Regions from separate parts of the Homo sapiens genome. Here all the other regions are linked to region 3. Evidence: chromatin contacts called from ENCODE Hi-C or POLR2A ChIA-PET data. All regions are on one chromosome and are shown on one strand. Each heading gives the region's core, a stretch centred on a gene start or an enhancer-like site at or near the end of the contact. The rest is flanking DNA. Distances are from core to core; before and after follow the strand shown.

The links. Hi-C counts contacts between places; a loop is a spot of excess contacts on that map. ChIA-PET counts read pairs that join two places held with the same protein, here RNA polymerase II (POLR2A). Pooled maps may share reads with other maps.
Region 1: a loop to region 3 is called in a pooled map, with 11 times the contacts of the local background. The contact joins the promoter of MYL12A here to the promoter of LINC00667 in region 3. A Hi-C loop is called at or near these places in 6 of 50 pooled maps. POLR2A ChIA-PET finds 5 or more read pairs at or near these places in 2 of 52 experiments (activated CD4-positive, alpha-beta T cell and naive thymus-derived CD8-positive, alpha-beta T cell).
Region 2: a pooled map shows a loop between it and region 3 (7-fold over the local background). The contact joins the promoter of DLGAP1-AS1 here to the promoter of LINC00667 in region 3. A Hi-C loop is called at or near these places in 2 of 37 single-sample maps with no recorded cell type and 10 of 50 pooled maps. POLR2A ChIA-PET finds 5 or more read pairs at or near these places in 2 of 52 experiments (HepG2 and K562).

Annotation. Positions count from the first base shown.
Region 1 is chr18:3,246,551-3,249,649 of GRCh38, reverse strand. MYL12A (myosin light chain 12A) reads right to left here and starts at 1,849. Exons shown (of 4, transcript NM_006471.4): 1 at 1,741-1,849. It also overlaps a transcript of MYOM1 not described here. RefSeq lists enhancers at 711-780, 1,913-2,142 and a silencer at 1,543-1,622.
Region 2 is chr18:3,592,323-3,595,363 of GRCh38, reverse strand. DLGAP1-AS1 (DLGAP1 antisense RNA 1) reads right to left here and starts at 1,250. Exons shown (of 3, transcript NR_024101.1): 1 at 1,124-1,250; 2 at 880-944. The region is part of intron 7 of DLGAP1 (DLG associated protein 1); the gene reads left to right. RefSeq lists enhancers at 1-78, 1,491-1,610 and a silencer at 199-493.
Region 3 is chr18:5,236,342-5,239,432 of GRCh38, reverse strand. LINC00667 (long intergenic non-protein coding RNA 667) reads right to left here and starts at 1,333. Exons shown (of 3, transcript NR_015389.1): 1 at 384-1,333. LINC00526 (long intergenic non-protein coding RNA 526) reads left to right here and starts at 1,404. Exons shown (of 1, transcript NR_026849.1): 1 at 1,404-2,709. RefSeq lists an enhancer at 818-997 and a silencer at 1,218-1,387.

The sequences.
Region 1 (3,099 bases), core at 600-3,099, 2.0 Mb after region 3:
GCGTGAGCCACCGCACCCAGCTCGAGTCTTTATTTTTGAGGGATTAAGTGAAAGATCCTTGGTGTCAAGGAGTGTCTGTTGTACGAAACTGGAAAGTAGAGAGACTTACAGAACAGGCTTCTACAAAATATGAGGATTTCAGATGCATGAGAAAGTGGATGAAGGGCAGTTAGGAGACTGAGTTTACAGATCTAAAGGAGCATAACCTTTTTTTTAAGTCAGGCGAGGTGAGCGCTGGTGGCAATGAATCTGGTTTTTATTTTGTGTTTTAGCTCAGAATCATTGTGGGCTGTAACGAGAGATACACAACATGATTAAGGAAAATGTTAGACTAGATTAATAGGTGGGAGAAATAGAAGAGATTCTCAAAGTGGCTTTCCCCACACACCAAAGGACACAAGAAGTTTTCAGAATCTCTAGAAACTATGTTCATTTATAAAATGGGATTAATCCATACCAATATATACATTAGAGTTCTGTGGTTAGAATCCTAGAGTCCAGCATTTATTTACAAAGTGGCAATAAATGTAAAATAACCTAGAAACTTCTTCTACAAAACGAACACTCAAATTGATAATATTCTGAGAAATATCACACATTCTGCAAGAAAAAACCACCATCTTACAAAACACTGCGTACTGTGATAGCACCTAGTATTTGGTGGGCTTTCTAAACCCTGACCAAATATACCGCCTCATTTAATCAATGCACTTAAAAAAAAAAAGCCTAAGTATAACTTATTTTCTGGTGCTAACCACAATTTTTAAAAAGTGTATTTCAAGTTGGTGCTTCCGTTCCAAGTAAACCAAGTTTCATTTCTTATGCAAACTTCCGGTTGAAGGTAGGATTCGTTCTCTTGGACTGCCACACCCAAAAGTTCTCACCACTGGACAAAGACAATTAGCTGTGAGGGCTGACTTGCCAGTAAAGCCTCGCTTTTGAAAATAGAGTGCTTTTCTGATTACCGTTTATTAGAGCCCTTCCAGAACATGAAACAAATACCAATAATTTTAAGAAATATTCGCTTTATTCGCCTTTAAATATGAAACTTTTTGCACTTAAGTTAAAATCTCTGCTAAATCCATAGGTCTCTCAAGAACTGACAGATACATTCATATACCTACTAAACTACTTTAAAAAGAAGACACTTCCATGGCGAATTGAATTAGCCCAAACTTTCCCCCCAAATGGGACAAGGTATTACATTTTGGAGTTTTTCTTCGAGTCACAAACTAAACTCCAGATCTCTCTGTCCAAAATTTCATCGCTTAAAGAAAAAAAGTTCTAATTACAGGAGCGGATACTGAGCTGAAGAACTTCCCAATTTGAGTTGGTTATTCCTACTAAACGCAGCCACACAGCTGCAACAACAGCTGCAGCAGGGGGACAACGGGCTACGTTTTTGCGCAAACCCTCTTGAATCGGGCAAGTTGACGTTAGAAACTAAAATAGTCCCGGAGTCAGCTCTGCAGGGGTCGGGTTTCGCGGGCCCGGCAGTCGCCCAAGCTCAAGGCGCCAGTGAGCGAAGCCACATTTCCAGAGTTCCAAGTTTGGGCACAGGAGCGAAGTTCGGGTCTGGGCCACTCCAAGCCATGGCCTCGGATCCCAGAACCGGGGACCTGGCTGGCACACCTGCCCAGGTGCGCTACCGGCGCCAGGAGCCCCGCCGCCCTCCAGCTGCCCCCGCGGAGACGGGTCCCCGGGATGGGTCTCACGCGCCCGAACGCGAGCGCCACTCACCCGGCACAGCTACGAGAATCCGAGCACCTCTCCGAGCCCCTCGCTGCCGCTATCACACCACCCTGCTACCCAGAGAGCCGCTAAAAACCACCGCTTCCGGCCTCTGCTTAGCAAGCCGGAAGGAAGCCCGGTCACCTTTCTTGGCCCGCAGAGTGGGTCTGACTTCACGGAGGGGCGACAGAGAGGGAAGTCGCCAGTGTGGTCAGCGGGCGTGGTATTGACCAAGTGCATGAGAAGGAAGTGTAAAGTGGGCGACCTAGAATATAGAGCAATATATAATGGTCCTCTGGGTCCTGTTACTGAGTTTCCTTCTTTTTTGTACCTGTTGTTGCAGTGTTAAGTCTTCCTCCCCCCTATCCTTTCCGCAGATGGTTGCGTCCGTCCTGTGGCTTTGCCTGGCCGCACATTCCAGGGCACGGCGAAGGGCGGGGCCCGTCGGCCCAAGTCCTTGTAGGGAAATCGAGGAGAGGGCTGCGGGCCCACGTGACTGACCCTCGCCCCGCCCCGAAGCCGGGCTCCAGCTTGTGGGCGGTAGTGCGCCTGCGCTTGACGCCCCGCGCGGGGTCTGGGTCTCCGCCTGAGGGCCCCGGAGCAGTGCGCGTATCCCGGGAGCGGATCTTGATGCTAGCTCTGTGTGCAGTGTAATTTTATTAAGAGTCCCGCCCCCTCCATACGGGAGGAAACGTGTGTCCCTGGGGCCCTCAGCCAAGCCTCCACTATCTTTTTGGCCCAGACGGATTTCCCAGGTCACAAGTGGCTGGAGACTTCCTCTTGAAAAACATTTGCCGTCGTTTTTCCCTGGCAGAGCCCCTTTGACCCTGGCTAACAAGGACAGCCTGACTTGGATCCCACTATGCAGGAAGGAAGGCGACTCTTCCCCGCACCTCTTGCTACGATTAGGACTTGCGACTTGGTGAAAACAGGAATCAAAACTTGGGCCTATTTCTCCTGAGGTCTGCTTGCCTAGAACAATTCGTAACGATGAATCTTATTAAAAAGAGAAAGTCCTCCCCGACTTTATCTTTTTCCGCCCAGAATCCGATAAGGAAGACTTGTTCTGGCCCCCTCAGCTCTCTGACCTCACCTACCAGAGGAGAGAGTGGGATCCTCTAACACTCGAGCCGTCATCCCAGCACTAGGGGACAGTGACCAGTGTGGCTCCCGTGGCCAGAACCCTTCTGAAGTTTGGGTTGCCCTGTGGTCTTCGCCTTCAAAGCAGGCCGCCACTTGAATCCTTCTGGAACGGACAGTGTTGCTGTAAACGCCGCGGAATAGTATCTTCTAAGTATTCGTAGCTTCTTTCTTGAGGGATCTCGGGAACGTTCCGTGTATTAACCACTAACGTATTCCAAAGTTAAC
Region 2 (3,041 bases), core at 1-2,500, 1.6 Mb after region 3:
AGAAGTTTTAGACCTCAGCCTCTGGCCCTGGGCCTTCTGAAATGACCTTCCTCCAAACACCATTTAATTTCCGCTAACTTAGTTAATGAATGGAACTTTCTGAAGACAGCAGTTACTTTGATCTGAACCCCTTTCCTAGTTTCCAGTTAACATAGCCAGAGGGAGACAGAAGGGGTGCCCGCCTCTCAATGGGTGCCCTCTCCTCCTGCGTGGCTGGAGCAGCTCCCAGCTGTAGCTATTCCTCTAACGCAGAGAGAGCTGCAGAAAGCAGTTCCCAAAAGGAAGAAGGCAAGTTACAAATACCGCCGTTGGCATTTTCGTGGGTGTTTCCCGCCACATAGAGATAAAAGCTTTGAGGTGGGGCTTTGAGGCACACTCTCTGGGTAGCTGGGCCTGCAGTCTGGAAATCCTAAGTAATCCTTGCAAATAGGCTAACTGGAAGCCAGCAATACAAATGAGCAGTGCTTCTGGCCTGAGAGAAAGGTGTCTGCATTCAAAGTACAACTTCAGATAAAAATGGAAAATGCCAGTCCCACCCTGCAGGAATCCTGTTTCTGGGCTGTTTATCCTCACTGCCATCCACCCTACCCTTGGCTGTGACTAGGATGTGAAGAAAGAGATTGGGTGGAAAAGGCTACCGCAGCTCTTGCTCCGTTTAACTCACCACCTTAAAAAACATGGCCTTGGCTGCTGCTTTAAAACAACAACAACGAAAATCCCCAGCCCCAACCCAGAGGTTTAACCCTGCAGCTAAGGTGAAGTTTTTGTTAAGGTGATAAGGTAAAAAAGGACGCCATTCTGAGCCTTGACTTCCACTCTTCATACTTTTCGGAAGACAAGTCCAGCAAAGACCTCCACCCCTTCCAAAGAGCGACTTACCTCGTAGCTGATCCACAGATTGCAACGTACAGATGTGATGTTCCAGGCTTGGCCACAAGGGGACACTAGAGAGTAGGACTGCCCGCGTCAATGTTTTGTTTTTTACAGACTTTTGGTTGGGAGGGAGGGAGGGAGGGAGGGGGGTGTGGGAGTGGTGGGGGAGATGCTGGCTTTAAAAAAAAGTCCATTTGTTCCCTGAGATTGTGCCACTTGCCCTTTTATAAGTCAAAGGTTGCCACGTTACCTGTTGCCAGGTTCCTGAGAGTGCTTGGGGAAAATGTGGGCGAGAGAGGCACAGCACAGTCCTCCGGCTTGGTAGGTTTCAAGCTCTTTTGACTGGGCTGGCGCTGACATTTGCAGGGGCAGCTGCTGTGGATTGCCTGCGCATTGTTTGGCTGTAGTTCTAACAGAGGAGTGGCTGCGTCTGACATCATTTCCAGGCATCAAGTGCCTGGGGCTTTTTTTTTTTTTTTTCTTTAATGACGAACTCTCTGACCCCTCCCTGCCTGGATTTTTGTACAGTACATGCACTGTGCAAAACAGCCTCCACTCAGGAAGCCCAAGTTTTGTAGCAGCTTGTTGAAACAACTTGGGTGCCTTTTAAAAAAAATAAAGTTGTGACTCTGAAACAAACCTTTCCATTCTTCCTCCTTGCTGAGAACAATGTTGCGTTTGATTAGCAGCGCAGCCAGTGCTTTCTGAAAGATCTGCTCTCCCCAGAAGAGGCGGCTGCTATCAGTTGAATAGATCTCTAGGCCAGACATGCCGAGGCTTGGGGCATTTGTCTGGCGTTAGGAAGTGTCTGGAATACTAGCAACTACCAACTGGCGTGTCTTATGACTACAGGAATTATTACACTACCCTCCATTTCATTCACATCCCCTCTCCTCCCCTTACACACACACACAAGCATATTTTTTTCTACTTTAGAAAAAGTTGAGCGAGTCATCTTGTGGTTTCCGTGGAGGATGTAACTGGGAGAGAAGACTGTGGGATACCTTGTATCTCCCAGAGGGGGGCCGGGAATCATGGTGTATGACCCACCCCAACAGCCTCTGATCTCTGCCTTCTCACCACTGACCGCCACGCTTTGGGTGGCCTTAAATGTGAAGCTGTAAATATTTTGAAATAAGGTAGTGATTTTTCCATGTGCATTTTGTTTTGTGGCATTTCTCTCCTTCTGCAATATTTTAAAAGTTGCAACTGTGCACCCCTTGTTGACCACTCCAAATTCATTCATTCACTGAAACTTAAGAGTTCCTGCAGAGTGAGGATGGCTGTGCACGAAGGAGTCCCTCGTGGAAACCACGGTGCTTTAGTGGACAAGGTGTTTACTAGAGAGTGTTTACTGGCGGGGGGCGGGGGAGATAAACAAAGGTGGTTTGAGTTAATGGTCAGATGGGAGTTGGAGCCCTGAGTACTCTAACTCTGTCACTGAATCTCTAGATGAGTTAGGGATGTCCGTTGCCTGCTCTGAGCCTTAATATTTTCATCAGTTAAATGGGGATAGTGGGATCTTTCACATATGTGAGATCATGTCTATTTTCTTCTTTTTCTTTTCTTTTCTTTCTTTTTTTTCTTTTTCTTTTTCTTTTTCTTTTTCTTTCTTTCTTTTTCTTTTTTTTTTTTTTTTTTTTTTTTGAGGCAGGGTCTTGCTCTGTCACCTAGGCTGGAGTGCAGTGGCACAGTCATGGCTCATTGCGGCCTCCACCTCCCAAGCTCAAGTGATCCTCCCACCTCAGCCTACCGAGTAGCTGAGACTTCAGGCGTGCACCACCATGACCAGCTAGTTGTTGTTGTTTGGGTTTTTTTGAGACGAGGTCTCACTCTGTTGCCCAGGCTGGTCTCCAACACCTGGGCTAAAGCGATCCTTATGCTTCAGCCTCCCAAAGTGCTGGGATTACAGGTGTGAGCCACCACACCCAGCCCCCATGTCTATTAAGTTCTTAGCACAGTGTCCAGTACACAGAGTAAGGATTTGCTCTCTGGTGATTAGGAAGATCTAATGGCATGTCACGGGTCTGGACTGAATCTCATCTCATCATCTTTGTTGTTGCCAGGGTTTGCGCATTTTTGCCGGTGGAGGACTCCAGCCAGACCGCTGATTTGTCTGGCATTTGTTGGAAAGTCCGGCCAGCATAACACATCACCGCAAGGAGCAG
Region 3 (3,091 bases), core at 84-2,583:
ATGCCAACTGGATACAGCTCAAAGACTGCACCATTCCCATTATTTTTTGCCATTAGTTACGTTTAATTTTAAATATACCATCTTTGGCAGCAAAAATCAAGCTGGGCTTTCCTTCTCCTTTATAAATTGCATATATTTTTAACATATATTAACACTTTAAAACCGTGGGGTGGAAAGTTTAAAATGCCATAAAATAAGAATCATATATGCATTCTTTACACTGTAAAGCATTTTACCAGACATTAGAATCTGCATTCAGAATTCTTTCTCAGAACGTAAGTGTTCTTGAAGACATATATTTTGTCTTACTAATCTGTTTCTTCCAAGCACTACTGTACTAGGCATACGGTAAAGATATACATTCAAGTTTTAAAAGTAAATACTTTTTCCTGGTAGTGGCCAGGGCCTGCGTTCCTCAGACCAAAAGGCGCAAACTGGCATTGCTGTGATTTCAGAAGAGAAGTGAAATGTATAAAACGAAGTAATTCTGGGGAAGGAAAATGTCACAATTTTTCTTCAGTGTTGTCAGGCACACTAACCCGGGAAGCCGTCTCTGGGCCTGAACTATCCAAATTAGTGTCCGAGGAAGTGTGACAAATGCAGGCCCTTCCAAGTTTGACCCTGATTCTCAAAGGTGGCCAAAAGCCGTCTCTAGAAACGGCGGTGGCAGCGGCGTGATTCTGGGAGGTCCATTCAACTTTTAACAGGTCCTGGGCAGTGACCGGGTTGCTGGGCAGTGCAAAGGCATAGAGATTGGCGAGAACAGGCGGCGATCAAGCTTCCCAGCGAGGGTCAAAGTCCAGCAGCTTGGAACTAGTGAGCCGGGCTTGTAGGAGTGAAGCGGCTCGCGCGGGCCCGGCCGGCAGCCGCTCCCCAGACACCGGGGATCCGGCCCGACTGTTTCCTACCCACGACGGCGAAGACCCGCTACAGCGCGTCCACGAAGCCCCAGTACTGAGCCAGGACGGGGCTCTCCCTCTCGATGTAGGCGACTACGAACTGCTCCGCCAGCCGGTGAGGCAGCTAATTAAGAAAGCCACCTTCAGGATGTCTTTCGAGAATCTAGCCTCGAAGAAAGTCATGTAAGAGAACGCCTGCATCAAAAAGTCGGGAGGCCGGGCGGAGTCGCCGTTAAACGTCCAGGGAAAGCCACCAGGTGGGCCGGCGAACGCTCCCGGGCCAGCAGGTAGGCTTTCTCGCACAGCAGCCCCCGCACCCGGTCCGTAAGCTCGTTGTTCTCCCTGCGCCGGGCATGGTTCTAGGTCAGGAGGTCCTACATCATGACAGCCAACGCGTCCATCCTGCGCCTCCCCGCAGGCCTTGCTCCCCGCTCGGTCCCTCCCGGCCGCGGCGCTGCCGGAAGTGCGTGTCGGCGCGGGGGCGGATCCCGGTGGCGGCGAGGGGCGGACTCCGCGGACAAGGCCAGGCCTAGCCTTGAGCTCCGTCGGGCAGGGCCGCCGGGATTGGTGTCCGGCAGAGCGTGAGCCCAGCGGGCTGGAGTCGGCGAGCGGGAGTGAAAGAAGAAAAGCTAGAGAGCGAAGGCAAAGCCCGAGGAGAGAGGGCCGCGGTCGGCGGAGGAATCTGACTGCACGGTTGCGTGCGCTCACTCCCGGAGGGCTCCCTCAGGCGGGCGGCTCCGCTAGTGGCTAAAGGCAAAGCATTCCGGGGCGCGGCGCATGAAGTTGAGCTTCGTCCCTGCTAGCCGCCGCTTTCTCCCCAAAAATACATCCTAGCCTTAATGTTTATGCCTCCATTGCCCCAGTTCTTATCTGTTTTGCTCAATGTCTCATAGCTACAAGAAGGCAATTTCTGACGAAGCCCTCCGTCCCTTCCAAATGGATTATTTTGGCGGGCTTCCACCCGGACAGTATGCCACCCGAATGACTGGACAAGTGCACGGGAGCGGCTGTCATTTGCGGAGTGCGCCTTGCGATCTAGGCGCCTCACAGCGCAAATTATCCAGTAATTTCTCTGAAATCGATGCTGGTTTGTTTTCCCAAGGCAAATCAGCAGCTTATACAGACATTGGGGCCACAAAGCCGGTGGAACAACGGGAGACGGCTTCCTGAGTGTCAGGTCCTCCAAGATGAGCTTAAACTTCGGGTGGTGGGCAGGCTCGGTAGGCGGGAAAGGCCCGTGTCCAGATGAATGCAGTCCATGTTTATATTGATGAAAGACACGTATACCATTTGGTCCAGCTCAACCATTCTTAACAAGTGCTGGCTGTGAGCACTGGTGTGTGTGTGCCTGCGTGCAACCAGCAATGTAAGTGATGACCAGCTGCATGATGCCTTAATTTGAGTGGACAAAGTCGGTCAAGAACCACTTTCAGGCTTCTGGGTCTCCAAGTCTTTGTCTCCCTGTATCCAAACGAGGCATTCCAAGTTTGACAGCATGGAACATTGCATGTCCGAAATACCAACCGTGAAACTGGGTAAAAAGCTTCAGGAGGTGATATTGATGTGTATAGTTTAGGAAATAAAACCCAATACTTACTTCAAAGAACGTAATTTGTGGCTTTTTAGAGAGAAGGATACTTTGACAGTTTTCATTTGTCGTCTACATGTATATGGTACGTTTCATTCTGCCTTTTAATTAATTTGGTATTTTACTATGAAAACTACTTTGTATTAATAAAATAATGTATTTCCAATGTTATAAGTTGTGTTATAACAGTTTCAAAAGCCAAATAAACAAGATGCATTTTGATATCAATTGTTTAAAACGCGTATTTTGAGGAAGAACAAATTCATACTCAAAAAAGTTATCTTTGGGTGGAGTATTGTGGAAAATTTTTACTTTATACATTTCTAGGTTTCTGAAGTGACTGTATTCATTTTATAATTATAGAAACAAGACGTTAAATCCAGAAAACAAAACTTAAGCTTAACCAACTAGAAACTGTCAACCAACTTCTCACTAGGGACTTCCCAATTTAACCAAATATTTTTATTTGTTTTGTGTCTGCAAACATCTTACAAAAGTTTTCCCTTTTTGCCTCCACAGTGGAGCACTGAACTGCTTGTGGTCTAGTGCTGACTGATTCATGAATCACTGGATGCTCAAATAAACTCTAAATTAAAAAAGACAT